3 separate regions of the Homo sapiens genome follow, and regions 1 and 2 are each linked to region 3. The links are chromatin contacts, found by Hi-C or POLR2A ChIA-PET in ENCODE. All regions are on one chromosome and are shown on one strand. The core of a region is the stretch at or near the end of the contact, and the rest is flanking DNA. Distances in the headings are between cores, read along the strand shown. Region 1 overlaps MYBL2 (MYB proto-oncogene like 2). Region 2 holds the start of SERINC3 (serine incorporator 3). Region 3 overlaps TOX2 (TOX high mobility group box family member 2).

The links. Hi-C counts contacts between places; a loop is a spot of excess contacts on that map. ChIA-PET counts read pairs that join two places held with the same protein, here RNA polymerase II (POLR2A). Pooled maps may share reads with other maps.
Region 1: a map with no recorded cell type shows a loop between it and region 3 (13-fold over the local background). The contact joins two enhancer-like sites. A Hi-C loop is called at or near these places in 10 of 37 single-sample maps with no recorded cell type and 5 of 50 pooled maps. POLR2A ChIA-PET finds 5 or more read pairs at or near these places in 2 of 52 experiments (activated B cell and activated T-cell).
Region 2: a loop to region 3 is called in a map of CD8-positive, alpha-beta T cell, with 20 times the contacts of the local background. The contact joins the promoter of SERINC3 here to the enhancer-like site in region 3. A Hi-C loop is called at or near these places in 2 of 168 maps with a recorded cell type or tissue (CD8-positive, alpha-beta T cell and naive thymus-derived CD4-positive, alpha-beta T cell) and 5 of 50 pooled maps. POLR2A ChIA-PET finds 5 or more read pairs at or near these places in 1 of 52 experiments (T-cell).

The regions. Positions count from the first base shown.
Region 1 is chr20:43,679,614-43,683,254 of GRCh38, reverse strand. MYBL2 (MYB proto-oncogene like 2) reads right to left here. Exons shown (of 14, transcript NM_002466.4): 3 at 1,400-1,471; 4 at 369-461. Among named protein-coding and RNA genes, the nearest start is that of MYBL2, 14 kb to the right of the region's middle. Within about 2 kb of position 1,539, at least 9 of the 41 ENCODE cell types and tissues checked have a DNase peak (open chromatin) inside an H3K27ac peak, as active enhancers do.
Region 2 is chr20:44,519,723-44,523,507 of GRCh38, reverse strand. It overlaps SERINC3 (serine incorporator 3), which reads left to right and starts at 1,438. Exons shown (of 10, transcript NM_006811.4): 1 at 1,438-1,595. The coding sequence starts at 1,557. RefSeq lists enhancers at 1,246-1,540, 1,447-1,756, 1,675-2,227.
Region 3 is chr20:44,068,461-44,071,716 of GRCh38, reverse strand. TOX2 (TOX high mobility group box family member 2) reads right to left here. Exons shown (of 9, transcript NM_001098797.2): 9 at 2,101-3,067. The coding sequence ends at 3,031. Among named protein-coding and RNA genes, the nearest start is that of JPH2, 120 kb to the left of the region's middle. Within about 2 kb of position 1,881, at least 11 of the 41 ENCODE cell types and tissues checked have a DNase peak (open chromatin) inside an H3K27ac peak, as active enhancers do; they include CD8-positive, alpha-beta T cell, where a contact is called at or near this core.

The DNA.
Region 1 (3,641 bases), core at 290-2,789, 390 kb after region 3:
GATAGCAGCAGCTGCCATTTGCTGAGAGCAAATGTACAGAACCTGCAAGCCCCCTACAAGCATCACCTGCTTAATTCTCATGACAACGCTGCACTGCTACTGCTCCCCTCCATGGGTGGAACAAGAGAAGCCGAGTAATCAGCCCAATAGCCCTCAGACCATGAGTGAGGAAGCCTGGAGACACTCTGAAACTTGGAATCTCAGGGCTGGAGCCAGGGCAGCATAAGAGTGTCCAGACTGGCTGGTAGACAACTCACACCCAATGCTCAGCTTGACACCCCCAACCCCAACACAAGGCAATCTCACAGTCCCCAGGTACACTGGTGGGTGAAGACCCACTGTGTGCAAGGCACTGTCCCAGCAGTTACTTTTTGGTCTTCCTCTTTGGTCCATGGCCCCTTGACAAGGTCTGGATTCAAAACTCTCAGCCACCTGTACTGGCATTGCTGGTCAGTGCGGTTCTGGGAAAAGAACAGAAGAACAAACCAATCTGTGAGAACTTCTGGGACCTCGGGCTGGGGGCCTGGTTAAGTACTAGGCTCAGGGGCCTATGGCCTGGGACTAGGCACACCTTGGGTAGGTGTGTCCTGTTCCATGCAGCCACCACTCACTGCAAGCCCACATGCCGGAACATGGGCGGTTTCCCTTTGCTACACGAGAGGGCAAACTCGGTCCCCTGTGGGAAGCCGCTCCCTACCAACCGAACACAAGGGGCCACCATCACAAGTCTTTAATTCCTTGTACGTCAGGGACCCCTGCTTTTTTCTAGGAGAGCATTTTTATTCCCTGAAGAGTTCAGATTACACAGAAGAGGGGGAGATGAGGAAATGGGGCAGGAAAGGATCTGGTGACATGCTTTCTGAGCAGCCCAGGCAGTAAGACATATGGCAGCTCCTGCCACACCCCCTCCCTCCCAGACACCTGTGGGTCAGGGGTGGGAGGGCCTGAGAAGGAGGTCCTGAGGGGAACCCCCTCACCATCAGGAGGCTCTAAATACTCGAATGTGGTAGCACCTGCCAGCCCTGCAGGGGCCTCACCATGAAGCCTGCTGAAAGCATCACTTCCCCTCAGTTTCAGTCTCACTGTTGAGAAACCGAACACCTGTTCACTCCTGACTTACAGGAAGAAATGCAAATATGCACCACATGCTGCAAATGTCTCAGAGCCTGAAGACCACCAGGCATGCTGAGGAGCTGGAAGATGTTTACAGCAGTGTACCCTGAATGCCAGCTTGGGAAGAGAGATCCTACAAAGGTCCATTTGCCCTGTTTTATTTGGTTTTGTTTTCAGGGGCTGAGTAAGGAACTCCCTTTTCCCCTCCTTGGCAAAGTCTGTCCCAGGCACACTGTTCTCCCAGAGCCCTTGCCCCGAGGGAGGGCCACAGCAGGACTGTACTCACAGGGAAGTGGCTGGCCAGGAACTTCCAGTCCTGCTGTCCAAACTGCCTCACCAGGGCCCTCAGCTGCTCGTCCTGCCAACACCAGAAAGACAGGGGCTCAGCACACATACGTGCAGAAAACCTCAGGGCTGCCCGTGACAGAGCCCAATCTAAAAGAACAGCCTCGTTCATCCATTCCGTCATGAAGTGAATACGTACAAGGTGCCAGGCACTACAGCTGCAGCAGCAGGCAGCAAAAGAGCTGCCCCTGATCTCATGGGAGGGAGCCAGCTGCCAATGGAAGGCTCACAGGAACAAAAGTAAAGCCACCCCCTGCTGGGAGATATGGAGAGGTACGTGGTGACTGCCTACTCAGGGACACTAAGGGACAGGTTCCAAGGAAATGCAGAATAGCTAAAATGGAGGAAGCAAAACAGATCCAAGATGATTTTGGAGGGAACCATAGGGGCCAGACCATTCGCAGCATCAGTTCAACCATCTATCATGCAAAACCACTGATGTGTTTGAAGAGTGGGTGGTCACAGTCAAACGTTCTATGAAGAGAACTTTGTAAAGTTCTCTTTGCCTGCTACAGGGTGGGAAAGGGGCTGGAAGGGAGCCGAGCGGACATAAGGAGGTCATTACTGAACTCAGGCCAGAGCTGACAGTGATTCAGCACTAGAAGCTGGAGGTCTGGGCAAAAACAAGAGTAGTTAGAAGACAGGCTAGTATCTATCAAAATAGCCTCCCGAAATGAACTACCAATTCACGCGATAACATGAATCTCAGTGTCACTATGATGTGTGAAAGAAGCCAGACACAGGAGGGTACATGCCGTATGATTCCATGCACATGAAGTTCTAGAAAATGTAAACTAAGCTATAGGGACAAAAAGTGGTTGTCTGAGGCCAGTGGTGGAAAGGGATGAACAGCAAAGGGGGGCAAGGAATGTCTTGGGGACAATGGAAATGTCCTATAGCCCGGCTGTGCTGGTGGTTCTACTGAATTGTACTACAAATGGTTGTAGTTAATTATATATAAAGTTTTCCTCAGTCAAATCAATTAATATATAAAGAAAATGTCAAGCCAGGCGCAGTGGCTCACACCTGTAATCCCAGCACTTTGGGAGGCCGTGGTGGGCAGATCACGAGGTCAGGGGTTCGAGACCAGCCTGGCCAATATGGCGAAACCCCATCTCTATTAAAAATACAAAAATTAGCCAGGTGTGGTGGTGGGTGCCTGTAATCCCAGCTACTCGGGAGGATGAGGAAGAATTGCTTGAACCTGGGAGGCGGAGGTTGCAGTGAGCCGAGATCATGCCACTGCACTCCAGCCTCGGCAACAGAGCAAGAGTGAGACTCCATCTCAAACAAAAGAAAAAAGAAAGAAAATGTCATGCATATAAACAATGGATATTACTCAGTCGAGAGAATTCTGACACATGCTACAGCATGGATGAAAGCTGAGGACACTATGCTAAGTCAAATAGCCAGACAGGGCAAATACTCAGGATTCCACTCACAGGAAGCATCTAAAATAGTCAAAATCAGGCAGGGAGCAGTGGCTCATGCCTTTAACCCCAACACTTCAGGAGGCCGAGGCAGGTGGATCACCTGAGGTCAGGAGTTTGAGACCAGCCTGGCCAACATGGTGAAAGTTCGTCTCTACTAATACAAAAATTAGCCCAGCGTGGTGGCAGGCGCCTGTGATCCCAGCTACTCGGGAGGCTGCAGCAGAAGATTCACTTGAACCCGGGAAGTAGAGGTTGCAGTGAGCTAAGATCATGCCATTGCACTGCAGCATGGGCAACAGAGCAAGACTCTGTCTTGAAAAAATAAAATAAATAAATAAAATAGTCAAAATCACAGAAACAGAGTAGAAAGATAGCTGCCAAGGGCTGGAGGGTGGGAGGAGAGTGAATTCATGTTTAATTAGTTTCAGTTTTCCATCCTTTTTTTTTTTTTGAGATAGGGTCTCTCTTGGTCACCCAAGCTAGAGTGCAGTGGTGCAAACACAGCCCACCCCGCATCCTCAACCTCATGGGCTCAAGTGATCCTTCCACCTCAGCCTCCCAAGTAGGTGGGACCACAGACACACACCACCAGGCCTGGCTAATTTTCATTTTTTTGTTGTAGAGACAGGATCTCACATGTTCTTCAGGCTGGTCTAGACTGCCTCAAGCAATCTCCTGCCTCGGCCTCCCAAAGTGCTGGGATTACAGGCCTGAGCCACCGTGACCCACCAAGTTGGTGGGTATTTTTTG
Region 2 (3,785 bases), core at 189-2,688, 450 kb before region 3:
TTTTTGACTACAGGTATGTTTCTGGTAGAATTCGATCTGTAAAATTTATCACAGTCAGCTCTCTTAAGTCCAGACCAGCAATACTCAGACAGGAAGAAGCAAGAATGTTAAGGACTACCTGGAAAGTTCAGTGGTCCTGAAGCAACTTGACTTGAGCTGGTATTTGTGTATGTGTGGTGAGGAGAGGGATCTGGGAAAAGAGAGGTAGGAATTATTAAATGTGAGTAGTTCTCTTTCTTCTTTCATCAGCCCTTTTCATGGCCTTGGGCAAACTTTGAGCCTCATTCCATTTCTGTAAAAGATGAATTTGGAATACATTTTCAAGGAATCCAGGAAATAACATCCCCAAATATGCCACACTGGTATGATGATTGCTTGGGGAACAGCACATGGAGAGAGGGGCTTTTCATGAATTTCCCTTATCAGACTAAAGGCTGACAATCCAGAAGGAATTCAATTATGAATCCCCTTCCAGAGAGTTTTATCTATCAGGGAAGATTAACACACCACAGGAGAAGATATTGAAGTGTGACACCTTGTTGTCCGGACATCATCATTGTTTGCCACATTCCACCTAAACTATTATATGTGTAAGTAAAAAATGTTTTCATTTTCTTCTTTAAGTGAACTCTCAAATTTGACATGTATTTTGAAAGGAATATTTACATCACTGCTTAAATGGGAAATCAGCATTGCTCGGAAGAAATGAAAAGGTTATTGCTAACACACACCTCAAAACAAAACAATATTTTAAAACTGCAGGCATGGTTGCCTGTTTGAGAGATCTGGAAAATGAAGGCTTTACTCTGTTAGAAAGGGAGATAAATACTAGAAAAATGTTAAATACCATACTGGCCTCAAACAACTAGCCTGTTGGTTTGAAATGGGACGTTCTCACTCTGCTGTTTAATATCGCTTAATGTCCTTCATGCACCCTTAGAGCCATTCATTTTTCCCAAATGGGGTGCATCCCACATTTTAGGATACGATTTCCATCGTTTCTAGGTTAATTTGGACTCATCCTTTAGTTCGCAGATTAAAAAATAAATCCTTCAGAGAAGCCTTCCAAGACTACTGCCCAGCTAAATTACTTTCCCCTTACAATAGGAGGCACTAAATACACCTTTATTGAAAGCCTATTCCCCCATACTACTTCATCGTATTCATTACATTGGGGCACGGTGCATTTATGTTGTCAGATCTCCTATTAACTAGAGAATAAATTCTGAGCGTACTGTGCCTCTCTGTACACTTCTGTAACTTCCAGATCTTTGCACAATGAATACAAATGATGTAAGGAATGACACCTTCACAGTTCCTGCAACCCCAGGATGGTTTAGCCCCACCTTCCCCCTCAGCCAATGACAGGCGCCCCCCTCTGCCGCTCCGGTCGCGGACGGTGGGCGGGGCCACGCCGTGACGCATCCGTGCGTCTGTGGAAGGCTGCGTTTCCGGCCTGAGAAACCGTCATGTTTCTGGGGAGTCACCTCAGCTGGCAGTTACCACCGTGTTAGAAAGCAGCCTCAGGACCGGCCACCTCCATCACTGGCGTCACCATGGGGGCTGTGCTGGGTGTCTTCTCCCTCGCCAGCTGGGTGAGTTCGGGGTCCCGAGTCCTCGCCGGACCTGCGGTTTGCGGGGAAAGGCCTCGAGACCAGAGCTGCACGGGCCTTGGCTCCAGAGGCTCTCGGGATGTCAGCAGGCCCTGGGCTACAGAGGGTCTCCGGGGCCCCAGACGCAAATCCGCGATACCCTCAGGTCCAGCTTAGGCGGCTCGCCCTCCGGGTTCCTCGGGGAACGGAAGAGGCTAGGCCGCCATTGTTTACAATTCGGATGGCTCCGCCCTGCGAGGCTTCCTGACTAGGTTCCTCTGGAGCTGGAGAGGGACCAAGGAATGACAGCTCCCAGCGAGGGGCTCCGGTTCCTCCCGAAGCACCTCTTAAGGTGCCATCATTTAGTTCTAGGTGGCTCAAGTAATATTTTTATCCCCTAGCACGGGATTTGCCAAAACTACAGAGTGTGTGGCAAAGCTGGGGTTTTAGCGGAGGCTTGTCTGCAGTTCAGGTGCAAGGGAAAGAAGCCCTTGTGGATTGTTATTCAAAATTGGAAACCAGGGCCTGAATATTTTGGGACTGCTGTAAGTCATTTATCCGAGGATAATCACCCCAGCATTCCTCTCTTCGAGAACGATTGTGACAGTGAAGTGAAGGTTTAATCACCTTGTAAACTGTAAACATTTTAAAGAGAAAATTATAGGGCCTATAAAAGAATATGCTGAGTTCCCTCATTTACCCACTTCAGAGGAGCGTGATTCCTTGATTCCTCATTCTCCAGCTGATTTAATTGACCAAGTGTGTAGAAAAAGCACACTCAGTTTCTCCTGCTGTACTCACAACACACTTTTGACACCTGATGTGTGGTGTGTGGGGATTTTCCCCCAAACATCAGGCAAACAGTCAGCTCTGCAGGGGATGCCAACTTGGTGCCCTACAAGTCAATTCCGAAGCTCTCTACTTGGAGATAGCATCAAATCACACAAGTGGAGGGCTCAGTCTCACAAGACTGTGCCCACTTTCTGTGCCAATGGCAAGCCTCAGGTTGTTTTACCTGTGCTTCTGACCGGCCACCTATAAATCAAAGTTCCCGTGACCTCCCTCCTTGGCTTTGATTAATTTGGTCACAAAACTCAAGGAAACATGTTTACTGGTTTATTATAAAAGTATTTTATTTTGTGTATTTATGTATTTTTAATTTTAGATTCAGAGGGTACATATGCAGTTTTGTTACATGGGTATATTGCCTTATCGTGAGGTTTGGGTTTCTAATGATTCCGTTGCCCAAACAGTGAACACAGTATCCAACAGGTAGTTTTTCAACCCCTATCCCCCCACCGTCCTTCCCCACTCTTGGACTCTCCAGTGTTTATTGTTGCCATCTTCGTGTCTGTGTTCCCAGTGTTTAGCTCCCACTTGTAAGCGAGAATATGCTGTATTTGGTTTTCTGTTTCTGTATTAATTCACTTGGGATAGTGGCCTCCAGCTGCATCTTTGTTGCTGCAAAGGACATGATTTTCTTCTTTTTTTATGGCTACTATTAATATATTTTTAAAGATACAGATGAAGTGATATGTAAGACAAGGTGTAGAGGGAACGGGTCTGGAGCTTCCATGCTCTGTCTGGGGCAGTGGCGCCATCTCGGCTCTCTTCAACCTCCAAGGGATTCTCATGTTTCAGCCTCCCGGAGTAGCTGGGATTATAGTGTATGCCACCACGCCCAGCTAATTTTTGTATTTTCAATAAAGACGGGATTTCGCCATGTTGGCCAGGCTGGTCTCGAACTCCTGGGGTGTGAGCCACCATGCCCAGCCAAAAGTTCTTCTGAACTTTGTCCTTCTGAGCTTTTATGCAGGCTTCATTATGTAGTCAGCATTCATTAAATCATTGGCTTTTGGTTACTGACCTAACCTTCAGCCCCTCCTTGGAGGGTCAGGGGTGAGACTGAAAAGTCCCAACCTCCTACTATGACCCTCACCCATCATGAAGCCACCTAGGGGCTGCCAGTCACCAGTCATCTCATTAGCATACAAAAAGACGCTGGTTATTCCAAGGATTTTAGAAATTGTATGCCAGGAAATGGGAACCAAACATACATATATTTGACAGTATTACACCAAGGATTCTGTTTCAGCTCTTTCTACTATTTTTCTTTTTTTTTTTTGGAGGGGGACAGAGTTTTGCTCTGTCACCCAGGCTGGAGTGCAGTGGCTCAGTCATAGCTCACTGCAG
Region 3 (3,256 bases), core at 632-3,131:
GTGGGTCGTGGCCACCATCATTGCAGGATGGAATAGAAAACATGCAGCAGACACTGCCTCCCAAGAAGGAGGAAGGCCCTGGAGTGGGGCTTGGGTGGTGGTTTCGGGGCTGAAATTCTTGTAGTTGCAGGTAAGACCAGAGCCAGAGACATTTGGAGCAATACCGATGTGGCCCCACTTGGGCCATGGGCATAGTCAGTATGGTAGGCTGTTGCCTTAGAAACATACGGGCCTGAGATGGGGATTCTGGTTCAAGCGATTTACTGAGTGGGTGCTCCCAGGAGGGAGTCACATCCTCAGAGCAGGGCGGGGTGGGGGGAGGGAGCTTAGCAAGGATGGTGTTGCCGCTGGAGGCAGCTTCAGGCTGCTCCCATGGACTCGGGTTGTGAATGGGACCAGAGAGTTGGCGTCTCCATTATTTGGTCATTAGCTGTGGCAGCTCTGGGGGGCAATGACTGGGATGGCACTCAGGACCTGGGGATGGGCTCTGGCAACAGAAGAGGACAGGCGAGAGGGGGACACCAGTGCCAACTACTGCAGTCGGCACTACAGACTGAATGGTTGTGTCCTCCCGGAATTTGATTATTGGAATCCTAACCCTCAACGGGCCAGTATTTGGAGGCGGGGCCTTTGGAAGGTGACTGAGCGGAGCCCTCAGGATTGGGGTGAGTGCTGTTGAATTCTGGAGAGCACCCTCCCCTCCTGCCCTGTCGGACACAGCGAGAGGATGGACGTTTACGAACCAGCAAGTGAACCCTCACCTGACACTGAAGCTGCCAGCGCCTTGATCTTAGACCTCCCAGCCTCCACAACTGAGCAGTAAGTTTGTGTTGCTGTGAGCCACCTGGCCCATGGCACTCTGTTATGGCAGCTGGGATGGACTAAGACAGTCGCTGTCCACTCCATGGCCCTGAAATTGGCCTTTAGGCTCTATTCTCACTCTCTGGGCCCCAGAACACACCCGTGCGACAGTCCCTGATACCTGCAGGCAGGGCGCTTAGGTTCTGCTTGGGGCCTCTGAGTGTCCCGTGCAGCCTAGAGGGGGTGGTCTTGGCGTGTGGATGCTTGGAAAGGACTCCTGAGCTCCTGGTGCAGCTGTGAGGGGTGGCAGCAGGCCTCCGCCTCAGCACCACTGTACAAGGAGGGCCTTGTACTCTTGTCATTGTGGGCTGTCTGCGTGGATCCCAGTGATGCTGTTTTCACAAACATGGAAGCAAGAGTTGAATATTAAACTGTCTAAGCCGTCGTGTTACTGACAAGCCCCACATAGAAAAGGAAATTGTAACCACATGAAATATTTATGCTGCACATTGCGGTGCTGCTGCTGACGGGACGGCAGGTGGCTGGTTTGGGGTTATTTTATTTTTCTAAAGTGGATTACAAAATGCCCTCCAGTGGGGAAACTGCACCCCACTCCTGGGCTGTCATCTGGAAGGAGGGGGTTTACCGTGATTGGAGAGTGAGAGGCTGGGAGAGCTGTCCTGAGTGTGGGGGCTCCTCTGTCTCGGTCCCGAGCCTGGCTGGGAGCGGGGGCACCTGTCCCCACCTCAAAATGGCTGCATCACAGGGTGCAAGAGTTGCAGCCTCCCACCAGGCAATTGGTATTTTTCCAGATGTAGTTAAAACAGTCAACTATTATTTGCCTTTTGTTGTTGTTTGCTGTCGTTGTTAGTATCACCATCTAACATCTGCTGGGAAATCTGGTTTAAAGAATTCCCTGTCTGGGATGCTTCCTACACTCAGGTTTGAAAAACCCCTTGGCCTCCTCCCTGGATTCCCACTGCTCACCTCCACAAGCCTGGGTGGCCCCATCCTCCAGAGGAAGGGCTCGCCACTGTCACCAGCTGATGCAAGTTCCTGTGTGGCGGCGTTCTTGCCCACACCCCTTCTCATCGTCGCAAGAGCCCTACGGGTCTGACCACTGTTACCCCCTTAGAGGGCAAGACTGAGGTCAGAGTGGTCCCATCACCCACACACAAACCCACATGGGCTGGTAAAGGTCAGGCAAGACTTTGACCCGTGTCCGTCTGGCCCGAGGGGCTCTATGCCACTTTAGGGGGTTCAACCCTGGCTCACCAAGGGCAAGGAGACACAGACTTGTTTTCAGCTTTTCAGAAGTTTTATTATAAAGAGATTTGAGAGAAGCACTGGGCACCAAGACAGACACTCGCCAGGGCCAGGAAACAGCTGCAAACGACGTCAAGAACCCAAACCCAAACGAAACCCCAAAACCACACACACGGTAGGATAAGCTGTAACTTCGTTCTCAAGGTTTCTTCATAAATAGACAAAAGTCGTCGCCGGCAATTTAAAATAGATGAATACATGATTAAAAGGAGAGCAGTGCTCCGGGGTGGCTAGCAAGCGTCCGGTCCTTGCTGTGAGGATGACGAAACGGTTTGGCAGCCGCTTTTGTGCGCGTCTCCCTTAAGATAAAACTTAAAAATGTGCTAAGGATCATATAAAATGCTTTTTACCTTAAAGGAAACTACTTTTTTCCCCCACAAAATAGTCTTACAGATGTCTTCAGCACAGTTCTAAAACACGTAGTCAACTACTTACACGGAACCAACAGTTTCTAGGTTTCGTAATCTTTTGTTCACACTGGAAAACCGATGTGCACATCTATGCCGGGGGCCGGCCCTCTGGCCCATGCATCTGGGGTGGGTGTCCGTTGGTAAGCGACCCCGCCAGGGGCGGCCCACCTGGGCTGGGGCTGGAGCTGGGGCCGGGTGTCCAGACATAGGGTACCGTGCGCAGGGCGAGGACAGGGTCCACAGTTACCCTGGAGCAAGCAGGTCAGCGGGCGGAAGGTTCCTGCAGGTTCTTTGGGCTGGTGGTGGGCAGTGGGCTGCCTCTGCAGAGTCTGGTGGGAGGTTGAGGAAGAGACTCAGCCCCCGGGCAATGGGTGTGTCACTGCTCTCTCCGATGGGCCACCCTGCCTCTGGCCAGGGCCTCTTTTCTGCTGTCAGCCCTTCAGGCTCTGAGCAGTGCCTTCCAGCGAGCCTCAGGGATGGTAGGGAGGCGGGATTAGGTGAGGTAGAGCGATTTGTCCCTGGGGAGCAGGCTGTGAGAGAGAGGAGGGGCTGTCAAAGCTGTTGGGTACCTCTCCGGGCCAGGGGAGCACCAGGACCCCTGCACTGTACGCCCCACCCCCACCCCTGGATTCAGCTGCCCCTCTGTGGCTGAATGAGGGACTTGCATCTGCAAGTCCCACCCCCACCCACCTCTACACCAAGCAGAACCAAACCCCTCC